Regions from separate parts of the Homo sapiens genome. Here regions 2 and 3 are each linked to region 1. The links are chromatin contacts, found by Hi-C or POLR2A ChIA-PET in ENCODE. All regions are on one chromosome and are shown on one strand. Each heading gives the region's core, a stretch centred on a gene start or an enhancer-like site at or near the end of the contact. The rest is flanking DNA. Distances are from core to core; before and after follow the strand shown. Region 1 overlaps FRMD4A (FERM domain containing 4A). Region 2 has its middle 63 kb from the start of MIR1265. Region 3 has its middle 14 kb from the start of MIR4293.

What was found. A loop is a pair of places that touch in the nucleus more often than their neighbours do. ChIA-PET counts read pairs that join two places held with the same protein, here RNA polymerase II (POLR2A). Pooled maps may share reads with other maps.
Region 2: a loop to region 1 is called in a map of mesothelial cell of epicardium, with 10 times the contacts of the local background. The contact joins two enhancer-like sites. A Hi-C loop is called at or near these places in 9 of 168 maps with a recorded cell type or tissue (CD4-positive, alpha-beta T cell, CD4-positive, alpha-beta memory T cell, CD8-positive, alpha-beta T cell and 6 more), 3 of 37 single-sample maps with no recorded cell type and 10 of 50 pooled maps. POLR2A ChIA-PET finds 5 or more read pairs at or near these places in 3 of 52 experiments (CD4-positive, alpha-beta T cell, H1 and WTC11).
Region 3: a loop to region 1 is called in a map of IMR-90, with 4 times the contacts of the local background. The contact joins two enhancer-like sites. A Hi-C loop is called at or near these places in 1 of 168 maps with a recorded cell type or tissue (IMR-90), 7 of 37 single-sample maps with no recorded cell type and 13 of 50 pooled maps.

Annotation. Positions count from the first base shown.
Region 1 is chr10:13,786,656-13,790,630 of GRCh38, reverse strand. All of the region lies in intron 5 of FRMD4A (FERM domain containing 4A), which reads left to right. Among named protein-coding and RNA genes, the nearest start is that of PRPF18, 200 kb to the right of the region's middle. RefSeq lists enhancers at 1,732-2,322, 3,138-3,187. Within about 2 kb of position 1,795, at least 25 of the 41 ENCODE cell types and tissues checked have a DNase peak (open chromatin) inside an H3K27ac peak, as active enhancers do; they include dorsolateral prefrontal cortex and tibial artery, where a contact is called at or near this core.
Region 2 is chr10:14,497,367-14,501,341 of GRCh38, reverse strand. No RefSeq gene overlaps it. Among named protein-coding and RNA genes, the nearest start is that of MIR1265, 63 kb to the right of the region's middle. Within about 2 kb of position 2,246, at least 7 of the 41 ENCODE cell types and tissues checked have a DNase peak (open chromatin) inside an H3K27ac peak, as active enhancers do; they include dorsolateral prefrontal cortex and tibial artery, where a contact is called at or near this core.
Region 3 is chr10:14,395,168-14,399,142 of GRCh38, reverse strand. No RefSeq gene overlaps it. Among named protein-coding and RNA genes, the nearest start is that of MIR4293, 14 kb to the right of the region's middle. Within about 2 kb of position 1,947, at least 5 of the 41 ENCODE cell types and tissues checked have a DNase peak (open chromatin) inside an H3K27ac peak, as active enhancers do.

The sequences.
Region 1 (3,975 bases), core at 546-3,045:
TGGCTCTGGGCTCATTCGAACATGCTCCCTTTCAGTTCCCCCGGCTCTGTGGCACTACACTCTCCTGGGCCACCTCCTCTTTGTCCCCTCTGTCCCTGGCTCGGGGCAGGTTCCCTGCTCTGCTCTGCTGTCCCTTGAGCCCTGGTGTCCACGAGGTCGTGTCTTGCTTGTCTTCTCTCCCTGCACCTTCCCCTGGTGTGATTTCACCCCCATCCACAGCTGCCACTGCAGTCTCTTTGCTGGAGACTCTCCGTCCTCTGCCCCAGTCCTGACCTCTCTCCCGAGCTCCAGGCCATCTCCACTGACTGGCATTTCCTCACAGATGCAGCTGGAATCTAATGATGTCGTCGTCTTTCTGCATCCAAATGTGCTCCCCTTTCGTTGTCACCTCCTTGTCTTTGTGATGGGCACCATCACCCCTGCAGCCCCCAAAACCAGAGACTTGGGAGTCAACCTTGACCTCACCGCTCCCTCCCGCTTGCCTCCTCCTGTTCCCTCAGTCACTACTCGCTGTTATTCCTGCATCTTAAACAGCTCCCTATCCATCTCTTACTCTCCATACACAGCCTAATAGTAATTAGGGCTTCCATAAACCTCTCCTGGACTCAAGATCTCCTTGTTCATCTCTGCGTCTGGCCTTGACCCCTTCCAAACTCCCCTATATGAAGACACTGAGCATCTTTCTAGAATTCTCATCTGATCCTTGCTCATAATTTTTTTCCAGCTTCCCATTATCCTCAGAAAAGGACATCTTTAGCGTGACTTGCATGATGTGACTTCTGCTTAACTGTCCAGCCTCACCTCTTCCCACTCCCCTCACCACACAACACACACACACACACACACACACACACACACACATTATAAGCAGCCAGCAGCGGTCAATATATGACCAAGAGCACCTTGAACTGCAAACCATTGTTTAGTGCTATAAGGCTTGGGAACAATGTCTCTCTGATATTGTTCACCAGGCAAGCTTTAGAAATAGGTCAAGAAAAAAATATAAGGAAAATATACACAACCCAAGGAAGTCTGCGTCATGTGTGTGTGTGTGTGTGTGTGTGTGTGTGTGGTCTTTTCATAGGCACAACTTTGTGCTCAGAATGAAGCCTACATGTCTGGATTATTCTTTAATTACATTTTCTTCTACCAAGTGTCCTGTAGTTCTGATCATCTCAACTCCTTGTAAGAAAATAAACAGAGATTAGATTTGCCTCTTCAGAATTTGAGTTTCACAGACAATAAACTGAAGCAAGCAGCAAAAAAATAAGAGAGGAGAAGTCCGATCGGGGAGGAAGGATTTTACAGCCAAGTCCACAGGCCGGATTCTTGGTATCTTCCCTGGCTGATGGAGACAGCAGCTGCTACTTCCTGTCACTCGCAATAACAATGATGGCATGGATCTAAAATGAGGTTCCTGCTAACCAGAACTTGCTATATTTCAGCTAGGTGTCCCAGTTAAGATTTTAGAGGCATTGAGATTCTAAGCATCAGAGGCTTGGCTGCAGAAACTCACAGCTTATTGCTTTCATTATCATGGCTCTTATTTGCCACCAAGAGTAGGCATTTTAAATGTGACATTTGTGTTCATTACAAAATGAAATCACTGGTCCATTTAATTAACACTTGCTGTAAATATTCAGTGATTCCCAAGTGCCCAGGGCTGGATGGGGAAGGGAAAGGGAGAGCAGGGAGAATGGAGGAGGAGACCTGGCTGATGTCATCTGGCTGGGCCCTTGCCATCTGACTAGGCAGTGTTCAGTCTATTGCAACCAGAGGCTTTCACTTGTCAAAGAAGGGGACGGGACTCCCCGAGGCTTTAGAGGCTGTTTAATATTTAATAAGCTCAAACACATAAACACAGAGCACCTATTTCGTTCTCCTTCAGACTCTCTGATAAAATATTCTCGGGTCGGGATCATCTGAGCTAGTTTGGGTGGGCTGTTGCTTGTGGAGTCAGGAAACCTCTTAGCAAGGTCTGCGCTCCATCTAGAGTGTTCCTTTAGACTCAAATAGATGCCCTAAGATTCAGTCCTGCTAAGTGTGCCCCCAAAACCCGTTTAAAATGTAGGTCTGATTATGATTCAGCTGTGGTGAGGCCAGCAGATGAGGAGAGGACAGACATTGAAAAGATTGTCACTCAGTTCCTGGGAGAAGGGGCCACACCATGCCACGCAGGGCCATGTGGGAGGCATTGGGGAGCCGGGAAACAATTGGGCAAGAGCATTTTTTGTGGTTTCTTTGGGGAGGAACGGGCAAGGCTGGGAGAGCAGGCTTGGGATTGGCTAGTTTAAATAATTTCAGCGGGCTCTGCAGCATGGGGGCTGCCCCCTAGTTGTCTGGTACGTGTCCCTAGGGTGGTGAGGGCAGGGAAATAGTGGCCCTGGGTGTGAGAGCCGAGAGGTGGTGGGAGGGGTGGACCCTGGATCCATGGTGACATGTGGAAGTCTTGGGGTCTGGAAATTGGCTAACCCTGGCACCAGCAGTCCCTCCAGGCCCAGCAAGGTCACAGACATCCAAGCATCATAAAGCCATGGTCAATACACAGCCAGACTCGGAACTGTCCATGCAGACCCTCTGAATCCGAGACATAGCCTTCATTTATTTCCCTGGTTACCCAGAGACCTGGAATGTTCTTTGTGAACCCTGGAAGCACTCCCTGCTCCATGCTGGTAGTTAAGGAAATGCAACATTGCCACCTACTGCTGAGGCTCTCCTGAAAATCAGAAAAAGAAGCCACTTTTTTTTTTTTTCTTTTTTTTTGAGACAGATCTGCCTGCCTCGGCCTCCCAAAGTGCTGGGATTACAGGCATGCCCGGCCAAAAACTATGCCCGGCCAAAAACTATGCCCAGCCAAAAACTGGATTAAAAAAAAAAAAGAAGAAGAGGCTGGCCTGTAACCTGAGTACTTTGGGAGGTCAGGGTAGGATAATTACTTGAGCTCAGGAGTTCAAGACCAGCCTGGGCAACATAGTGAGACCCCATCTCGACAGAAAATAAAAAATTAGTCAGCATGGTGGCTTATATCTGTAGTCCCAGCTATCTGGGAGGCTTAGACAGACAGGTCACTTGATCCCAGGAGGTCGAGGCTGCAGTGAACTGTGGTTGCACACTGCACTCCAGCCTGAGTGACAGAGCAAGACCCCATCTCAAAAAGAAAAAAAAGAAAAAAAAATTTTGACTTTGAATCCAAACCCTCAGCCCTCCCCATCTTCCCAGGAGGCTCTTGTCCCTGGTGCCACCGGTGTGCACCATGCCTCTCTGGGCGTGCGGGTGGAGAGGTCTGAGCTCTGTTTCTCTGCAGGCGTTTTTGACTCAGCCGTTCCCTGGCAGGGAGGGAAAGCTCAGGATGAGCTCCATACCCTCCCCTAACAGAACAATGATATGACAGGCCCGGAGCTCACGGGGTTTTCCAGGCTGTCGTCTTGGTGATAAAAGTTAACAGGAAACTGCTTTCCACTTCCGTCGAGAGGAGGTGATTTTTTTTCTCTTCATCTCAGAATATGCGTGTTATTTCCTGTACCTTCTCTGCCCCTTTTATGGCTAGACAACAGAGAGCTTGGTGGAAATGAAGGCAGTCACAGAGATGTAGAATTTGCCACCTCAATTCAGTTTTCCATCATATGAGAGTGGAAACGAAAAGGGAAGCGTTATATTTTCTTAATATACTATTCAGGAGAAAATTGGGGTGGAAGAGGCAGGATGTCTTTACTCTTTACTTTTTAAGAACTAAAGCAAATGAGATTCTTTTAAGAAACATATGGCATTACTTTGAAAATTAAGTTATTTCAGACCTTATATGAATTTAGACTCAAAATCATCATTAGAGCACAAAGGCCACCGTCAACTTCAGGAGGCTTCTGTTAATATTCTGGTGTTAGGATTGCTTTCTCTCTTCCTTGCCTCCCCTTTCTCTCCCTTTCCTCGCTTTTCCTTCTTTTCCTTCCTTTAGTTTCTTTTATTATTCTGCCTACC
Region 2 (3,975 bases), core at 997-3,496, 710 kb before region 1:
GATGTTGGCTTGGATTTTGGGGGAAAAATTGAGTGGGCAATAGAATAAGGAGCACAGGCTCTGGAATCAGAGAACTTGGATTTGAATCATAGTCCCATCGCTTTCTAGCTTTGTGATTCTGGGAAAATAAATGCTTTGGCCCCAGTTTTCTCATCTGTAAAATGGGCGTAACTGACCAGGCATGGTTGCTCACATCTGTAATCCCAGTACTTTGGGAGGCCGAGGCAGGTGGATCACTTGAGGTCAGGAGTTCGAAGCCAGCCTGGCCAACAGGGCGAAACCCCGTCTCTACTAAAAATACAACAAGTAGCCAGGCATAATGTTACGCGCCTGTAATCCCAGCTATTCAGGAGGCTGAGACACAAGAATCACTTGAACCCAGGGGGCAGAGGTTGTAGTGAGCCGAGATTGCACCATTTAACTCCAGCCTGGACAACAGGGCAAGACTCCATCTCAAAAAATAAAAAGTAAAATAAAATGGGCATAATGATTTTGTTTGCCTCATTGAGCCGTTGTAAGAGTTAAAGGAGTAGGGTAGGTATAGTGGCTTATGCCTGCAATCTCAGCACTTTGGGAGGCCGAGATGAGAGGATCACTTGAGGCCAGGAGTTCCAGACCAGCCTGGGCAACATAGTGAGACCCTGTCTCTACAAAAAATAAAAAAAATTTAGCCAGATGTGGTGGCACCGGCCTGTAGTCCCAGCCACTTGAGAGGATGAGGTGGGAGGATTGCTTGAGTCCAGGAAGTTGAGGCTGCAGTGAGCCACGATTGCACCACTGCACTCCAGCCTGGGTGTCAGAGGGAGATGTCCTGTTGAAAAAAAAAAGTGTTAGAGGAGATTCATGTAAAGTGCTTAGTAAACATTAGTGATGATGATGATTGCTGTTCTTTTGTTTATATTTGTTATCTACACTTATTTATGAAGTTCAGGAAGTCCAGGCTCAGTCACAGGCTCTGGGGTGGGGCAGAGTGGCTGCAGTGTTGCTCACACACCCAACGTGCAGGGCCAGGGCCATCCTAGATACAACCCCTCACCACGTGGTATGATTTGAAGCCATAACGTCCAGCTGCCCTCAAATGCCTCTTCTAAAATCCTACCGTGTTAACCTTTTTTTTTTTTTGAGACGGAGTTTCACTCTTGTTGCCCAGGCTGGAGTGCAATGGCACGATCTCAGCTCACTGCAACCTCTGCCTCCCAGGTTCAAGCGATTCTCCTGCCTCAGCCTCCCAAGTAGCTGGGATTACAGGCATGTGCCACCATGCCACCATGCCTGGCTAATTTTTGTATTTTTAGTAGATACGGGGTTTCACCTTATTGGCCAGGCTGGTCTCAAACTTCTGACCTCAGGTGATCCACCCCCCTGGGCCTCCCAAAGTGCTGGGATTACAGGCATAAGCCACTGCGCCCAGCCCTGCATTAACCTTTAAAGTCCCAACCACTGTGTAGCGGTAAAATTTCAACATGCTGTTGTCTGGGGAAAGACAACGCATTTACCCTTTTCTACCTGGCAGAGATACCTTAATACATCCTCAAGCATTGGGTACAGCTGGGACAACCCCTTTTGGCTTGGCAACGGAGAAGTGGGACCAGGCGGTGGGGAAGCCAGTCAGGAGCCATGAGGAGCCTGGGACAGGAGGATGGTCAGTGACAGACAGTGTGGGGGTGAAGCATGTGGGGTTGGAGGCTGGGACATAAGGCCTGGCGCATAGTAGGCCCTCAATAAATATTTGCCATTAAATGACAGGGCCTGGAAAGAGGGAGCTGGGCACTGGCAGGCGTCGCTTGTCATCAGTGTGTCCAGGGCTGGCCCAGCCCAGCCAAAGTCAAGGTGCCTTCCCGGCGAGGAAGGCAGATGGTAGGTTTTCTCGGCCCGTTCTAAGGCCCGGAGGAAGCCTTTGTCCCTGCAGCAAGAACGCCTAATTCAGCCGTTTCTAGGAATCAAGGCTTCTCCTAAGTGTCTTCTTTTATGACTGGGCAAGATAGTCAATTGCTGGCCTCCAGAGAGGAAGGAAAACCTTTCCATGCCTGCTCTTGGCAATAGCAAGGTTGGTGACGTTAGGCTTCGGCAACTCGGGACTTAATCCTTTCTGCTAAGTATCTGCAATACTGAGAGGTTGGGAAGCTTACATGAAATAATAAAACCCAGCCCTAGCCGAGGGCCAGGGCTATACAGACCCTACCAAGGGATGCGGCCGCTACTTTCACCGTCCTTAAAATGATGCGCGTTGCTGCCATCTAGTGTGCACCAGCAGAACGTCTTAGTTTTTAAAATTAGAATCGCAATTCATAGGCTGGGCACAGTGGCTCATGCCTGTAATCCCAGCACTTTGGGAGGCTAAGGCGGGAGGGTTGCTTGAGGCCAGAAGTTCGAGACCAGCCTGGAGAACATAGCAAGACCCCCCCCACTCCCTTCCCATCTCTACAAAAAATTTAAAAAGTTAGCTAAGCGTGTTGGCTCACACCTATAATTCAAGCACTTTGGGAGGCTGAGGTGGGAGGATGGCTTGAGCCCAGGAATTTGAGACCAGTCTGGGCAACATAGTGAGACTCCATTCCATCGCTATAAAAACAATAATTATAATTTGTTTATTAATTTATTGAGTTCTAATATTCTGTTCTTGGTCTGAGGTGAACTAGTTCAAATCATGAGCAGTAAGCATTATGATTACACCTCTCAGTTTGATATGATAGGTTCAGGCACAAAGAGTAAAAAGTCCCCTTTTCTAGGCCCAGTGCTGCCTCTTACTGTGAGGGCAGTGAGGAAGTCATGGAGACTCCTGGTGTGGTTTTCCTCATCTGTAAAACCTACTCGCCGTCCCGCTCCTGCCCACGGTCAAGTATTGCGAGAATTGCAGTTTCACACATTCATTCATCCAGCACATGGGTACCAGGCGCAGGAGCCCTGGGAGTGTAAGGAAGCCAGGGCTCCTGCCATGGGGGAGATGACATTCTATGGGGAAAATAGAAATCACACACTCACACACACCCGTGCACTTGCATGAACACACACACACAATGGACAAAGCATGAAGCCATTTCTCACAGTGACTAATAGAAGTCCCACCTCCTCCATTCCTTGCTTCCAATCGCTCTCCTTTCATAATAGGCCAGTTCTTTCCTAAAACACAAATCTGAGCCTCTTACCAACTTGCAGAGAAACTTTCTTCCTTGTCAATACCATAAGGTTCAATTGCTCTGTCATGGAAGCTACGGTACCAATCACGCCAGCCAGCTTCCTCAAGCTACTTATGGTTTTCTGATACAACAACAGGTAACATTTACCATGTGCCAAGTATTTTGCTCAGTGCTTTATAGATCAATTTGCATATTCATCTTAAGAGTGATGTTGTGTTATTACCCCTCCCCCATTTATCTACAGGGAAACTGAGGCAGAGAGAAGTAAAGGAATATGTCTAAGGTCACACAACTAGTACATAGCAGCCCGGAATTTGGAGCTTGCAGTGAGCCGGGATCGCGCCACTGCACTCCAGCCTGGGCGACAGAGCGAGACTCCGTCTCAAAAAAAAAAAAAAAAAAAAAAATAGCAGCCTGGAACTGAAACCCAGGTCTCTGACTATGGAGCCCGCGCCTTTACCCACTCGGCCACACTGCCATGCTGCTTCCTCCCGGGCAATGCAGCACCTTCCCTCCCTTCGCATCTGGTGGGTCGGCCTTTTCATGGCCTCCTGGTGAAATCTCACCAATTGCAGATGAGCTGACTCAAGCATCCTGCCCGTGAGACTGCTCCTGACACCCACGTGGTGCAACTGCTTTCCCACTGCCAGTGCTGGAAGCCTCATTCGAAAGTGTCATGCCTGTCAGGCACGATAGAGGTTGTATACATGTTTGTCTCCCTGCACACATGGCAAGGGCCTTGGTAAACAGCTGCAGCCGTCTCAACTAAATAAAGGTTTGCTGAATTGTAGTAAATGAAACAGCACAGGAGAAACTGCTCTGTAAACTATAAAACATC
Region 3 (3,975 bases), core at 698-3,197, 610 kb before region 1:
TCCTGCAAGTTGCCTTTTACAACCAGAATGACCCAAACCATTTCTTTCCCCCTCAAAACCACTGTAATCATATTCTTATATACTGGAATTATCTACTTCTTCTTGTCCACTCTACTTAGTCCATATATTCTCAAGCTACAAGTTATGTCCTATATCCTCTTTGAATTCTTCTCCCACCATTTTAGCCTCTCACCAACTTTTTGTTTTCTAGTGACTTTCTTTGGTTTTTATTAACCATACTGTTCATGGAGCATATTTTATTTTTCAATATTTTTACTATTAATTTTGTGGGTACACAGTGTATATATTTCTGGGATACCTGAGATATTTGGATACAGTCATGCAATGCATAATAATCATATCAGGGTGAATGGAGATCCATAGCCTCAGGCATTTATCCTTTGTATTATAAACAATCCAATTATACTCTTTTAGCTATTTAAAAATGAAAAATTGGCCGGACGTGGTGGCTGGTGCCTCTAATCCCAGCACTTTGGGAGGCTGAGGCGGGTGGATCATGAGGTCAGGAGGTCAAGACCATCCCGGCCAACATGGTGAAACCCTGTCTCTACTAAAAATACAAAAAAAATTAGCTGGGCATGGTGGCGGGGACTTGTAGTCCCAGCTACTCGGGAGGCTGAGGTATGAGAATTGCTTGAACCAGGAGGCACAGGTTGCAGTGAGCTGAGATTGCACCACTGCACTCCAGCGTGACAACAGAGTGAGACTCTGTCTCAAAAAAAAAAAAAGTACAATTAAATTCATATTGACTATAGTTACCCTATTGTTCTATCAAATACTAGATATTACTCATTATTTCTAACTATTTATTTGTACCTATTAACCATGCTCCACCTACTATCCCACCACCTCACTAACCTTCCCAGCCTCTGGTAACCATCATTCTCTCTATCTCCATGAGTTCAACTGTTTTAATTTGAAGTTTCCACAAATAAGTACGAACACCCGAAGTATGTCTTTCTGAGACCACGAGGCATATTTTATGTAATACTATGCATTAGTTTTTATTTTTTTGTATTTCTTTTCCTTTTTGCCAGATCTAAAAATTCTTGGAAAAGCCAACGTGATATGGTAGAAAATCCTGAAAAGAGAGTAAGAGAACCTAGGTTGTAAACCTAGTGATACAAGTGATTAACTCTGTGATTTTGAGTAAATCTCAGGGCACCTCAAGTCTCTGTTTATAGACGTAAGACCTGCGCTGGTCTCTTGGGCATGCTAGGTGCTCAATACATCATTGATGCTTTCTTCAGAACCCCCCTTTCCTAATTATGAAATTCTAGACATGCAGAGGCTAGGGGCCACTTTGAATTCCCATGTTCTTAAGGAATGCAATTGCCCTCAAAGATGGTTTGTTTTAAAATTTTAAAAATTAAATATACTCCCTTTGTTTCACCACTGATTTTCTCTTCTTTATAGTACCTGCTTCCGAGTACTAATAAACAGAGCAACCTTGACTTAATGCCTTAGATAGAGAAAAGAAGGTTCAATTGCACACCTTGAGAAAAATGAACCAGAAGGTTTGCTAGAATCCCTGCAGGAGAGGACATTATTTGGTTTGGGAAGGAAATGGACTTCAATTCTCTGGTCTCTTCATTGTTTGACTTTGCAGCTTTTTTTTTTTTTTTTTTTTTCCCCAAACTCCATGGGTCAAGGAAAAAGGAAGGTGAAACCCATGGACAACTGCGACATCAGACACAGCTGGCTGGGCCGCTCCGCCAGCCCCCACTCAGCAGGCGGGATGCAATGTTCAGGGCAAGGGAGGCAGCCAGCCCCTGGCGTGACATTTTCAGCTGTGCAGCTGTGGGCCCTGGCACGTTGCTGCTGGAGCTTGATGGTTGCCTTCCAGCCCCTGAATAGCTTTTGATTAGGATGGGATGCCTAGCAGATGAGTCAGATTTAAACCACGCTGCATGTGGTTAGTAGCAGCCATTTTTTTAATCACTGTCATATTGACGGGGATTACAACTCCCCATGAGATGTCTTAATTTATTTGGCCCCTAACCTTTAAGATGACAATCGCATTTTGTGAGCTTCTGATGCTTTTCTTTTTACAGTCACAATTTCCCCCAGACCCAGGCCTTTAACTCCTTTCCAGAATTAGATGGACCATGGATACCATCAGTTCTGGGCCTGACTGTACTGTAATTAGAGTCCCAGAAATGTTTGGAGCTGACTTTTACACCCTATTCTTCTTATGATACCAGAAGTTGGTGTGCTCTGGATCAGAGAGGGAATTTCAGAGCAGAAACAACTAATAAAACTGTGACCTGGAGTGGTGGGGGAAATGGATACCAGGCATTCAACAGAAAGGCCGTAGAATATGGGGCCTCCTAAAGTGTGATTCCCCTCATGGCCACTAGGTCAATGAGTCCTGAAATTTTGCCAACAGAAAATAATTCTTCTGGCTTAAACGTGTTATTTTATTGGCAAGCAGGTGTTCCTGGAAGGGGTCGCCAATTGGTCTCTTTTCAGACATAAATGCCTAAATGTGCATGAGTTTGTCAGATCACTTCCTGAGGTTAGATTTTGTTGGAGAGCTCAAAAAGTGAAAGAAAGGGCTGCGTACATTCCTGTAATTCCAGCGCTTTGGGAGGCCGAGGAGGGCGGATCACCTGAGGTCAGGAGTTTGAGACCAGCCTGGCCAACACAGTGAAACTCCAACACTACTAAAAATACAAAAATTAGCCAGGCATGATGGCAGGCACCTGTAAATGCAGCTACTTGGGAGGCTGAGAGAGGGAGAATTGCTTGAACCCAGGAAGCGGAGATTGCAGTGAGCCGAGATCATGCCATTGCACTCCAGCCTGCGTGACAGAGCAAGCAAGGCTCAGTCTCAAAAAAAAAAAAAAAAAAAAAAAAAAAAAAGTGAAAGAATAAGGCACTGAACAATTGGTGGGATGAATCAGGAGAGGGGCTGTGGGGCTGTCAGAGATGGGGAGAGTAAAGAAAGGGGGGCTCACTGTACCCATTTTCCTAGGCATGGCACTGTTAAGGAACAGAATGATGGAAAATCTAGACATCGTAGATGATATTAGGTTGGTGCAAAAGTAATTGCAGTTTTTGCCACTAGAAGTAATGGCACCAACCTAATAGTGATAGGAACAAAGTCATGTTTAGAATTCTGCTCTCATAGAGAGACAGGGAACAACCCAGCCTGTACCTTATAGCACAGCAGTGCATTGAGTAAGGTCCAGGGGCATGTTAAACGCATAGCCTAATACATTCGCCCTCTCCCTACTCCTCCCATTCCAACAAAGCATTTCATAGTCCACGGTCCCTTGTCTCAGCTCTCATAACACCATATGAAAATACAAGAGCTTTCCACAAAGTCATGCTAAGAGGGTTAAGTCATTAAAAAGACAATATTGTACCTATATTAAAAATAAGAGCCATAAATAGTCCTATAGCCCTTGGAGTATAAATATTACTGTGTTTCCTTTATTTTCCCAAATTAAGATTGGTTGACCCCTGTGAAAATAAAAAATGATAAACTTAGAATCATATTATAGTAGTCTTAGTAAAAACTAGAAAAAATAAGGTTATAATGGCTTTGATAGGGTCAAATCTTGAAATAAAATAAACTTTGTTTGTAAAATGAGTTCAAGAACTCAAAGTGGTTGGGTGCAGTAGCTCACGCTCTAATCCTAACACTTCGGGAGGCAAAGGTGGGTGGATCACTTGAGGTCAGGAGTTTGAGGCCAGCCTGGCCAACATGGTGAAACTTCATTTCTACTAAAAATACAAAACTGATCCGGGAGTGGTGCCACGTGCCTGTAATCCCAGCTACTCAGGAGGCTGAGGCACGAGAATGGCTTGAACCTGGGAGGCAGAGGTTGCAATGAGCTGAGATCTCAACACTGCCCTTCAGCCTGGACAACAGAGTGAGACTTCATCTCAGAAAAAACAAAAACAGAAACTCAAAGTGCAGGACTAAGCACTTCCTAATCTCAAAAA